2 separate regions of the Homo sapiens genome follow, and region 2 is linked to region 1. Evidence: read pairs that join two places in POLR2A ChIA-PET (ENCODE). Cell type or tissue: Panc1. All regions are shown on one strand. Links, peaks and the distances in the headings refer to the core of each region. The heading gives the core; the rest is flanking DNA. Region 1 has its middle 6.4 kb from the start of APOLD1. Region 2 holds the start of GPRC5D-AS1 (GPRC5D and HEBP1 antisense RNA 1).

Region 1 (5,386 bases), core at 218-5,217:
CATGGCCAGCCAGAACTGGTAGTTTTCTGACCACCAGTTACATGGCAGCAGAAACAGTAAGTCTAGCGGAAAGGACTATGTTAGGAGGTGTTTATACAGTTATCAACAACCCATTTGCTTTAGGCCCCTACTTAAAACTATTACATTTTAAAGATAAAGTATGCCGGGCGCGGTGGCTCACGCCTGTAATCCCAGCACTTTGGGAGGCCGAGGCAGGCAGATCATGAGGTCAGGAGGTCGAGACCATTCTGGCTAACATGGTGAAACCCCGTCTCTACCAAAAATACAAAAAATTAGCCGGGCATGGTGGCAGGCGCCTGTAGTCCCAGCTATTCGGGAGGCTGAGGCAGGAGAATGGCGTGAACTCGGGAGGTGGAGCTTGCAGTGAGCAGAGATCATGCCACTGCACTCCAGCCTGGGCGACAGAGCGAGACTCCGTCTCAAAAAAAAAAAAAAAAAAAGATAAAGTGATAATTACGCTCAAGGCCTTTCAGAGGACTGGGCCACCTCCATTTTTTGAGACTCTCAGTTATTTTATTTTTTATTTTTTTGAGACGGAGTTTCGCTCTTGTTGCCTAGGCAATGACGCGATCTCAGCCTACTGCAACCTCCGCCTCCCAGGTTCAAGCAATTCTCCTGTCTCAGCCTCCCAAGTAGCTGGGATTACAAGTGCCTGCCACCACCCCTGGCTAATTTTTTGTATTTTTAGTAGAGACGGGGTTTCATCATGTTGGCCAGGCTGGTCTTGAACTCCTGACCTCAGGTGATCCACACGCCTCGGCCTCCCAAAGTGCTGGAATTATAGGTGTGAGCCACAGTGCCTAGCCTCTCAGTTGATTTTTAAAAATGAAGAAATTCTATAATGGAATATAAAAAATTGTGGCTTATTTCTTTTAATTGCAATGTAATATATCTTATGTCAGTATTTTGCTATTCACAATATAGTCACAGGATTTATAAAATATTAATTCATAGTGCACCAAGTGGAAAAGTGGCACAAGTTTAAAGTTATGTGATGATGACTTTTTCCTTTTAATACTTAACTGTATATCTCAGTGACTAAATATAGGACCTCTTTTGGAGACATCAAAAATATAAAATTCAGGCCGGGCATGGTGACCCTGCAATCCCAGCACTTTGGGAGGCTGAGGTGGAAGAATCACTTGAGCCCAGGAATACAATACCAGCCTGGGCAACATGGCAAAACCCCATCTCTACAAAAACTACAAAAATTAGCTGTGTGTGGTGGCCTGTGCCTGCAGTCCCAGCTACTGGGAAGGTGGAGGTGGGAGGATCGCTTGAGCCCCGGAGGCAGAGGTTGCAGTGAGCCAAGATTGCTCCACTGCACTCCAGCCTGGGTGGCAGAGCCAGACTCTGTATCAAAATAAATAAATAAATAAAATTGAAATAAAAAATAAAATTGAGACAACTTGTAAATGTGAGGTTTAGTCCAAAGGTCTTGCAGACTTTCCTTTGTCATCTGTTCTAATATGTACATTCACCAAAATAAAAATAAATTCGGCCAGGCACAGTGGCTTATGCCTGTAATCCCAGCACTTCGGGAGGCTGAGGCAGGCGCCTCGGTGGTGTGTGCCTGTAGTCCCAGCTACTTGGTACTTGGGAGGCTAAGCTGGGAGGATGGTTTGAGCCTGGGAGGTGAGGCTGCAGTGAGCCGAGATCACACCACTGCACTCCAGCCTGGGCAATAGAGCCAGACATTGTCTCAAAAAAAAAAAAAGCAAATTAAAATAATAACACATATTCACCTGAGGATTTTTGCCCATGATTTCTTTGAATTTCCCCAGAATGTAAGTGCTCTAGAACATAGTCAAGCTCTCATAGTTGCTTGTTGAATTTAACTAAAGAAAAATGCTTTGTTCACTTAAAGAAATATCATTATTTTATAACAATTTTATAAGAATTTAACATAAAATTTTCTCTTGGACTATACAGCTTGGTATAACTTAGAATACTTATTCTGCAGAAGACCTCTAGGATATCTATATTGCATGGAATCTCAAGTATTATTGTCAAAAATTCATGGAACTGCACAGGAAAATAAAGACTCAACAAGTACTGCACTCCAGCCATTTTCATTCCTCCAAATTAGCCTCCAATCTTTGTTAATGTACACACACATCCTTAATCACTAGTGTTTAAACACTAGCCTGTGTTCTTTTTTCTACTTAACGTTCCTGCAGATAGATACACACTTGTCTATGTTGACATAGTCCTCACCTCTGTCATTTTTTAATAGCTATGTAATAATCCCATTGTTTGCTTAGTCATTTCCCTGTTAGACACTTGGATTGCTTCCAGGTTTTTCACTGTTATAACTAGAGTTGCCAGGACATCTGTGTACATTTTTTTTCCTTTGGATTATTTCTTTGAGGAGTATTCACAAACGGGAAAATACCAAGTCAAGGAGAATGACCATCTTCATCGTTTTTGTTATATAGTGCTATATTGCTTTCCAGAAGAACCCATTTATAATGCCACCAGCTTTTGTAAGAATAGAGGCAGAAGGCTTTCAGAATTTGCTTATATTAATGTTTAATTTGTTCGATTTCAGCTCCACTAATGTGTATTGAACACCTACTGTGTGCCAGACATCAGGCTAGAGTCTGGGGACCAAAAGCTAAATAAGATATAGTCCCTGCCCTCCAGGAGACGGCAAATCTATTGGAAGAGAAAAAGACAGAATATATCATTTAAATTTAAGGTGGGGAAGTGCCGGGGTGTGTGCTGGTACCAAGAAAGCACAGGGCAAATACATGCCCAGGAAGTACTAGGGAAGACTTTCTGGGAGCACTGATATTGAGCTGAATCTTGAGAGTCAAACAGAAGTTATTTGGACAAAAATTAGGAGAGAGAGGAGGGCAGTCTGGACAAAGGAACAGAATGGACAAAGGAATGGAGGAGTGTCCAGGGTGTTTAGTGTTGCTGAACATAAAGTGGGAAGCAGGGAAGGCCAAAGGATGAGGCTTAAGGGGTAGGTAGAAGACAAGTCATGACAGCTTTCCAGTGCCATGTGGGAAAGAGGGAGCCATTGAAGGCTTTCATCTGTGGCCTTACAAGGTTAATTTGACATTGTTGTGTGACAGTTGTGTGAAGGATGGTTCTCAGAGGTACACAACTAAAGCCAGGAGACAGTTAGAAGGTTATTGAAGTAGTTGACAGAGATTATCTCAGATTTGGCTAATGTTGGTAGGATGCAATGGAGTGGATAAAGTACAGAATATGTTTTGGAAGCAAAATTGACTAATCATTCCTAAGGCTGCTCAGACAGGGTAGCCATCACATCCACTGGCATTCTATTGGCCAATCAAGTTGTGGCCAACCCAACATTAAAGGGGTAGGAGCTAGGCACACTGGCTGGCTCCTGTAATCCCAGCACTTTGGGGGGCCGAGGCAGGAGGATTGCTTGAGCCCAGGAGTTTGAGATCAGCCTGGGCAACACAGTGAGAACCCATCTCTATAAAAAAAAAAAGAAATTAAAAATTAGCCACACGAGGAGGTGTGCACCTGTAGTTTCAGCTACTTGGGAGGCTGAGGTGGGAGGAGTGCTTGAGCCTAGGAGGGCGAGGCTGCAGTGAGCCATGGTCACACCATTGCACTCCAGCCTGGGCAACAGACTGAGACCCTGTCTCAAAAATGTAAAATAAAATAAGCAAAAAGATAGAGAGGTATATGCCTCCCACAGGGAGAAGCAAGCAGAAGAAATGTAAACCATCAGATCATTGTCAGGATGCTTTCCTGGCCAAGTACAGTGGCTCACACCTGTAATCCCAGCACTTTGGGAGTCCAAGGCTGGCGGACTGCTTGAGCTCAGTTTAAGACCAGCCTGGGGAACATGGCAAAACCTTGTCTCCACAAAAAAATAAAAAATAAAAAAAATAGCCAGGTGTGGTTGTGCACCCCTGTGGTCCCAGCTATTCAGGAGCCTGAGGTGGGAGGATCGCTTCAGCCCCAGGAGGCAGAGGTTGCAGTGAGCCGAGACTGCACCACTGCATTCCAGCCTGGGTGATAGAGTGAGACCCTGTCTCAAAAAACAACAACAACAAAAAAAAAAAAAAAAAAAAAAAAAAAAAAAAAAAACACCTTTCCTTGTAGAGAAGATATTTCCAGGTGAACTGTGACACCATCATCCACCTCCTATACCCTCTTCCTCTTCAGTTTGTTCTTTGGAATTGCCGTCTCCATCTGGATACACAGGTTGAGACGTTGAATTTCCCTAATGCAAAAATCTGAAATCTGAAATGCTGCAGTGAGCATTTCCTTTGAGCGTCACACTGGTGCTCAGTAAGTTTTGGATTTTAGAGTGATGCTCAAAGGAAATGCTCACTGGAACATTTCGGATTTCAGATTTTTTAATTAGGGATGCTCAATTGGTAAACATATAATGCAAATATTCTAAAATCCTGCCAAAATTGAAATCCAAATCACTTCTAGTCCCAAACCTTTTGGTTAAGGAATACTCAACTTGTAGTAAAAATCTCGCTCTGGCTAATATAAGCGAATTATTGCTATGAGACTGAGGGAACACATACTTGAACATGGGAAAGGACCATGGAGTTCTAAAGAACCAAGAAACTGAAAGGACATCAGTCGTTTTGTAATTGGAACAGCCTGTGTGATGAAACTGACCAACCACTCTTTCCTTTTGTCCTTGTATCAGTTTAAGAATCAAAGTTCCAGGAGTGACCACTGGGTTGGCTGAGCTTAGGTCAAGTGCCCATCTACTGTCTGCACTGGGCAGGGAGAAGAGGGGTGAATGGCCTTCAGCTTTCAAGTGGGAGATGGTAAAAGAACTTGACCTTCCCACCCACATTACATATATACTCAGGGAGAAGTTTCACACTAGGAAATTACAATGGGATTGCTATGTCAGGGAAAGGGAAACTGATGGTTAGATAAAACTAAAAAGAAAATATCCACAATAAACATTTTAGCCTAATTTGACCCACCTGGAGTTTATTATATACAGTGCATAGCGGGTGCTAATTCTTCTTCAGATGAATATAATTTTGATCATTTTTTATTTAAAAAATACACTTTTCTATAGATGTGTTATTGCTGGCTAGTCTTATATTGATTTGTTACCATTGTTAATATCTACTTCTAGGAAATCTATTCCACTAAACAGTTTACCTGTTTTTAATTCAATATAATATGATTTTGAATGTTACTGCTTCATAATCCGATTTTTTATTTTTAAAGGGAGACTCAACCTTCATTGCTTTTTGCTGAGGGAAAAAGGCATGTATCTTTGCTAATCTTACTTGCTTTTCTTTTGGACATATCTGATGCTGGGAACTCTTTAACTGTCCCAGGCTTCCTAATGTGTGCAGTTTAAAGTTTGCTCCGCTTCCTCCTCCACAGGTGT
Region 2 (5,386 bases), core at 275-5,274, 150 kb before region 1:
TGAAGAGCACTGGAAGGAGAGGCCTGATCATCAGTGAGCACTGCTGTGCTAGGCCCTCTTGGAGCCCGAGACAGAAGGAAACGTGTGTGTCCCTATATGCGCTTATCAAAATATCTTCCCATGCTTTGAACCAAGTGGAAAAACGTCATTTAAAAGTCTCCAATCAAAAAATTAAGCCTCAGCCGGGCACGATGGCTCACGCCTATAATCCCAGCACTTTGGGAGGCGGAGGCAGGTGGATCACTTGAGGTCAGAAGTTTGAGACCAGCTGGGTCAATGTGGTGAAACCCCATCTCTACTAAAAATACAAAAAAATTAGTCAGGTGTGGTGGCATACACCTGTAATCCCAGATACTAGGGAGGCTGAGGCAGGAGAATCGCTTAAACCTGGGAGGCAGAGGTTGCAGTGAGCCAAGATCGCACCATTGCATTCAAGCCTGGGCAACAGAGCAAGACTCCATCTAAAAAAAATAAAAATAAGAAATTATATATATATATATATATATATATATATATAAAGCCTCCTTCCCCCCATCTCCCTTTCTTCTCTCTTTTAAAACAAAAATAAAAAGGCCAGGTACAGTGGTTCACACTTGTAATCCCAACACTTTTGGAGGCCAAGGCAGGATGATTTGAGCCCAGGAGTTCAAGACCAGCCTGGGCAACACAGCAAGACCCCCATCTCTACAAAAAAAAAAAAAAATCTAATAAAAATATCCAAGAGGCTGGGCATGGTGGCTCATGCCTGAAATCCCAGCACTTTAGGACGTTAAGACGGAAGGATTGCTTGAATCCAGGAGTTCGAGATCAGCCTGGGCAACATAGCAAGGCACCGTCTCTACTAAAAATCAAAAAAATTAGCTGGCCGTGGTGGCACGTACCTGTGAACCCAGCTACTCAGGCAGCTGAGGCAGGAGGATTGCTTGAGCCCAGGAGGTTAAGACTGCAGTGAGCTGTGATTGCACCGCTGCACTCCAGCCTGGCAACAAAGCAAGACCCTGTCTCAAATATTTTAATAAATTTTTTAGAAAGTACCCAAGAATGGTGGCACACACCCATAGTTCCAACTACTCGGGAGGCTGAGGTGGGAGAATTGATGGGGCTTGAGAGGTTGAGGCAACAGTGGGCCATGATGGTGCCACTGCACTTTAGCCTGGGCAACAGAGCAAGATGCTGTCTCAAAAAAAATTTTTTAAGCCCTCCCTTTCTTTCATCTTTCTTCCCTCTCAAAATACAAACAAACTATATATATGTGTGTGTGTGTGTGTGTATGTACATATATACATATATACATATATGTGTGTATATACACACATATACATATATGTATATATGTATATATTATATATACACATATATGTGTATATGTGTATATATGTATATATTATATATATACACATATATGTGTATATGTGTATATATGTATATATTATATATATACACATATGTGTATGTGTATATATGTATATATTATATATATACACATATATGTGTATGTGTATATATGTATATATTATATATATACACATATATGTGTATGTGTATATATGTATATATGTATATATATACACATGTATGTGTGTATATATGTATATATGTATATATATACACATGTATGTGTGTATATATGTATATATACACATATATGTGTATATATGTATATACACATATATGTGTATATATATATTGCCCAATTTGTTTGTACCCCATTGTCAACCCTCACAGATCCATGGCAGGGACACAGCAGCCACATAAGCCCAGGATCCAAAGCCTGATTGGAAACGGCTCCTCTCTTGCAGTAACGCAAGGTCGTAAAACAAACCAAACAGCCTGCTTTTATAAAATTTTGATATGTTGTTTATCATGGGCTTTTTGGTATTGATTTTGTTTTAAAAAATATTGTGGTAAGGCAGGAGTGACTGAGGCAAGTATTAGAGCAGGAATGAAAGTTTATTAAAAAGTTTTAGAGCAGGAATGAAAGGAAGTAAAGTACACTTGGAAGAGGCCAAGCGGGCGACTTGAGAGATCACCCACTGGACAGTCTGACCTTTGACTTACGGTTTTATACGCTGGCATGCTTCCGGAGTCTTGTGTTCCTTCTCCCCTGACTCTTCCCTTGGTGTAGGCTGTCCACACTTGCGCAGTGGCCTGCCAGCACCTGGGAGGGGAGCATGCGCAGTGTGTGGCCTGCCAGCACCTGGGAGGGGAGCATGCGCAGTGTGTGGCCTGCCAGCACCTGGGAGGGGAGCATGCGCAGTGTGTGGCCTGCCGGCACCTGGGAGGGGAGCATGCGCAGTGTGTGGCCTGCCAGCGCCTGGGAGGGGAGCATGCGCAGTGTGTTTGTACGCATGCAGGAGTTGTACACATGCTCACGTGAGGCGTTCTTCCCTTATCAGTCGAATGTCCCTAGAAGGTCATATACCAGTTAAACTCTGGCATTCTGCCTGTTAGTGCTCATGCTTGAGTACACTCGCCCAACTGCTAAGATCTTACCGGGAAGCTGCTTATCACCCGTTTCAGGTGTTTTCTATCTACTGGGAGCCTGTCTTTCCCTAGCACCGGCTGCGACCAATTATTATTTTAGAGCGACAGACTAACAGCCGCCTGACCATCACCTGATGGTCACCTGAGGTTCCTGCTATTGGAACAGACCCTCTCCTGCCCTGCTCATACCTGACAGCTACCTACTGTAACACACCTAGGCAGATAAAGATGAGATTGTGGAGTTCCAACAGAAGCAGACATTAGGGAATGAGCTGAAAGGTGGAGGTGGAAGTTGTTCAGGGAGATGAGATTGCGCGGGGTACGTAAGAAGAGAGCCTCAGTAGGCTTCGCGGTGGAGCAGGCTGTCCCATCTCCAGCGAAGCTCCCCCCATGCCTCTGTCTCCATATGGAGTTCCACTGTTAACCCTGGGCATCTCCAGCAAGATCCCTACGGGGAGAGGGAACGCATCTGAGTACTGTTTGCAGAACCACACACGACAGCTCTGAATGAATAAGCCAAGACAACACCCCGAGATTCTTCCTGCGGATTTGGGTTCCCAGGCCGGGAAGGAGCTGTTGGAGCCTGCATGGAAGATTAGTGGATCTGCAAAAAGACAATGTGGATGACTGGCCGACGCCTTGTCCCAACCCTGTCCAAGCAGAAGAATCGCCGGGATACTTGCTCTGGATACAAATTCTTGGACCCTGACTCAGACCAACTAAATCAGAACCTCTAGGAGGCCTCCAGACACTGCATTTTTAACAAATTCCCATGTGATTTTTAACGCAGTATAAGTTTAGGAAGCGCTGCTCTGTTGACAAGGAAAGGCTCTGGTCTGGTTTGTAGCAGACTGTCCAGGCTTTCCCAATTTGGTCCAAAAAGGCAGAAAGTGATTGGCTTGAGAGGGCAGAATCAATGGAAAAAGTTTATGAATTCCTGCCCCTGGGAACATTCGTCTTTCACTTTTCATCTTCTTCCCCACCCCCACCTCTTTGGGGTATAGTCTTCCCCATGCCCCAGTTCCACATCTGCTCTGACCTGGGGTTCCCACCCAGCCTCCATCCAGAACACGCTCACCCTGTTTTTGTAAGAGAAAACATTGTCAAAATCAGCTTATGCCTGAAAATTCAAGAAGATAAATTCCTCCTGAGCCCATTTGCTGGCATTCTCATCTGTTTCCAGTTTGGTGTATATCATCTGAAGGGTCCTTGTTCATCCATTTTGGTTCAAGTCAGTTTAGAAAAGAAATGCACTTTACACTGGGCACAGTGACTCACGCCTGTAATCCCAGCACTTTGGGAGGCTGAGGCGGGTGGATCACTTGAGGTCAGGAGTTTGAGACCAGCCTAGCCAACGTGGTGAAACCCCATCTCTACTAAAAATACAAAATTAGCCAGGCATGGTGGTGGGCACCTGAAGCTACTTGAAAAGCTGAGGCGGGAGAATCACTTGAACCCAGGAGGTGGAGGTTGCAGTCAGCCAAGATCATGCCACTGCACCTCAGCCTGCGTAACAGAGTGAAACTTCATCTCAAAAAAAATTTAAAAAAGAAAGAAAAGAAATGCGTTTGGAACACAATGCAATCGATCTTTGGAGAAAATCCATCTAAAATGCTTCTCTTATTGTTTTTGGGGGTTTTTTTTGTTTTGTTTTGCTTTGGGGTGTGCTTTTCTCTTTTCTCATATTTAAAGTTTGTTCTTGTGTGGTTCTCCTAGGAAACAGCACTTTCCCAAGCTTGACAAAGAAAAGCCTCAGGGAAATAAATTGGGATGTGATGAAATGTATTCAGCCCAAGAAGTAAAAAATTCCTTTCCTTTCTTCCAAGCCTCGGGCTTGTAAGTTGCTTTTATCACACTGGATTTAAGTGTTCTTATATGGAAACACACACAAAAATCTGATGGTTGATCAGCTGAAATTCATCAAAATTATTTGAAGACAAATTGGCATTCAAGACACCAGAATAGACAAGAGAAGAACCTGAGGGCTGTGTTCTCTGAGTGAAAGGACATCATTCTAATTAGCCTGTGACAAAAGAAAAAAAAATACCCTTCTCCCAAAAAGTTTATTCATTTTACCCATGTGTACAGGCACTGTCCTAGGCTCAGGGAATACTGAGAAAAACAGAACAAATTTCTGTCCTTCTAAAGCCTATATAATAGAGAAAAACACACAAACCAACAAATAAATCTAAATTCGAAATTTCAGTACCCTGAAGACTTACCACTATGGGAGCCCAGCATTAAACTGCCTGCTCTAGCCGGGCACGGTGGCTCACGCCTGTAATCCCAGCACTTTGGGAGGCTGAAGTGAGCAGATCAAGAGTTGGAGATCAGCCTGGCCAACATAGTGAAACCCCGTCTCTACTAAAAATACAAAATTAGCCGGGCATGGTGTACAGCCAAGTAGCTGTAATCCCAGCTACTCGGGAGGCTGAGGCAAGAGAATCTCTTGAACCTGGGAGGTGGAGGTTGCAGTGAGCTGAGATCGCGCCACTGCACTCCAGCCTGGGCAATAGAGAGTTCGTTTCAAAAAATAATAATAAAAAAAATTAAAAACTGCCTGCTTATATCTGGGCCAGCTTGTAGTCCCAGCTACTTGGGAGGCCGAGGAGGGATGACTGCTCGATCCCAGGAGTTCAAGATCAGCCTGGGCAACATAGTGAGAACCCATCTCTACAAAAGATAAAAGGTAAATAAAAATGAAAGATCGTGAAAATCAAGGTCACAGGGATGGATCACTCACCGTGAGTTAGGGACAGTTGGTGACATGCACTGCTTTTCAGCCACACAATCGGCAACCCTGTTTTGCTACTGCCTTGAATGGAAATGTGTTTTATTTGGCATGACAGTGTGCACATACACATACGGTGATAGGAGGCAAGGGCACTGGTTTCATCTCACG

The links. Peaks named below come from ENCODE experiments on the same cell type or tissue, not always from the same donor. Only the 100,000 strongest peaks of a DNase experiment are listed, where the experiment ranks them.
Region 2: POLR2A ChIA-PET joins it to region 1 with 6 read pairs; 5 of 35 experiments call an interaction of 5 or more read pairs at or near these places.

What each region holds. Positions count from the first base shown.
Region 1 is chr12:12,776,602-12,781,987 of GRCh38, reverse strand. It overlaps a transcript of APOLD1 not described here. Among named protein-coding and RNA genes, the nearest start is that of APOLD1, 6.4 kb to the left of the region's middle. In Panc1, for the core only: no CTCF peak of the experiment used is centred there; a DNase peak (open chromatin) is centred at 2,290; H3K27ac peaks cover 711 bases.
Region 2 is chr12:12,924,476-12,929,861 of GRCh38, reverse strand. It overlaps GPRC5D-AS1 (GPRC5D and HEBP1 antisense RNA 1), which reads right to left and starts at 2,136. Exons shown (of 3, transcript NR_149067.1): 1 at 2,059-2,136. In Panc1, for the core only: no CTCF peak of the experiment used is centred there; DNase peaks (open chromatin) are centred at 2,066 and 2,374; H3K4me3 peaks cover 1,673 bases; H3K27ac peaks cover 3,251 bases.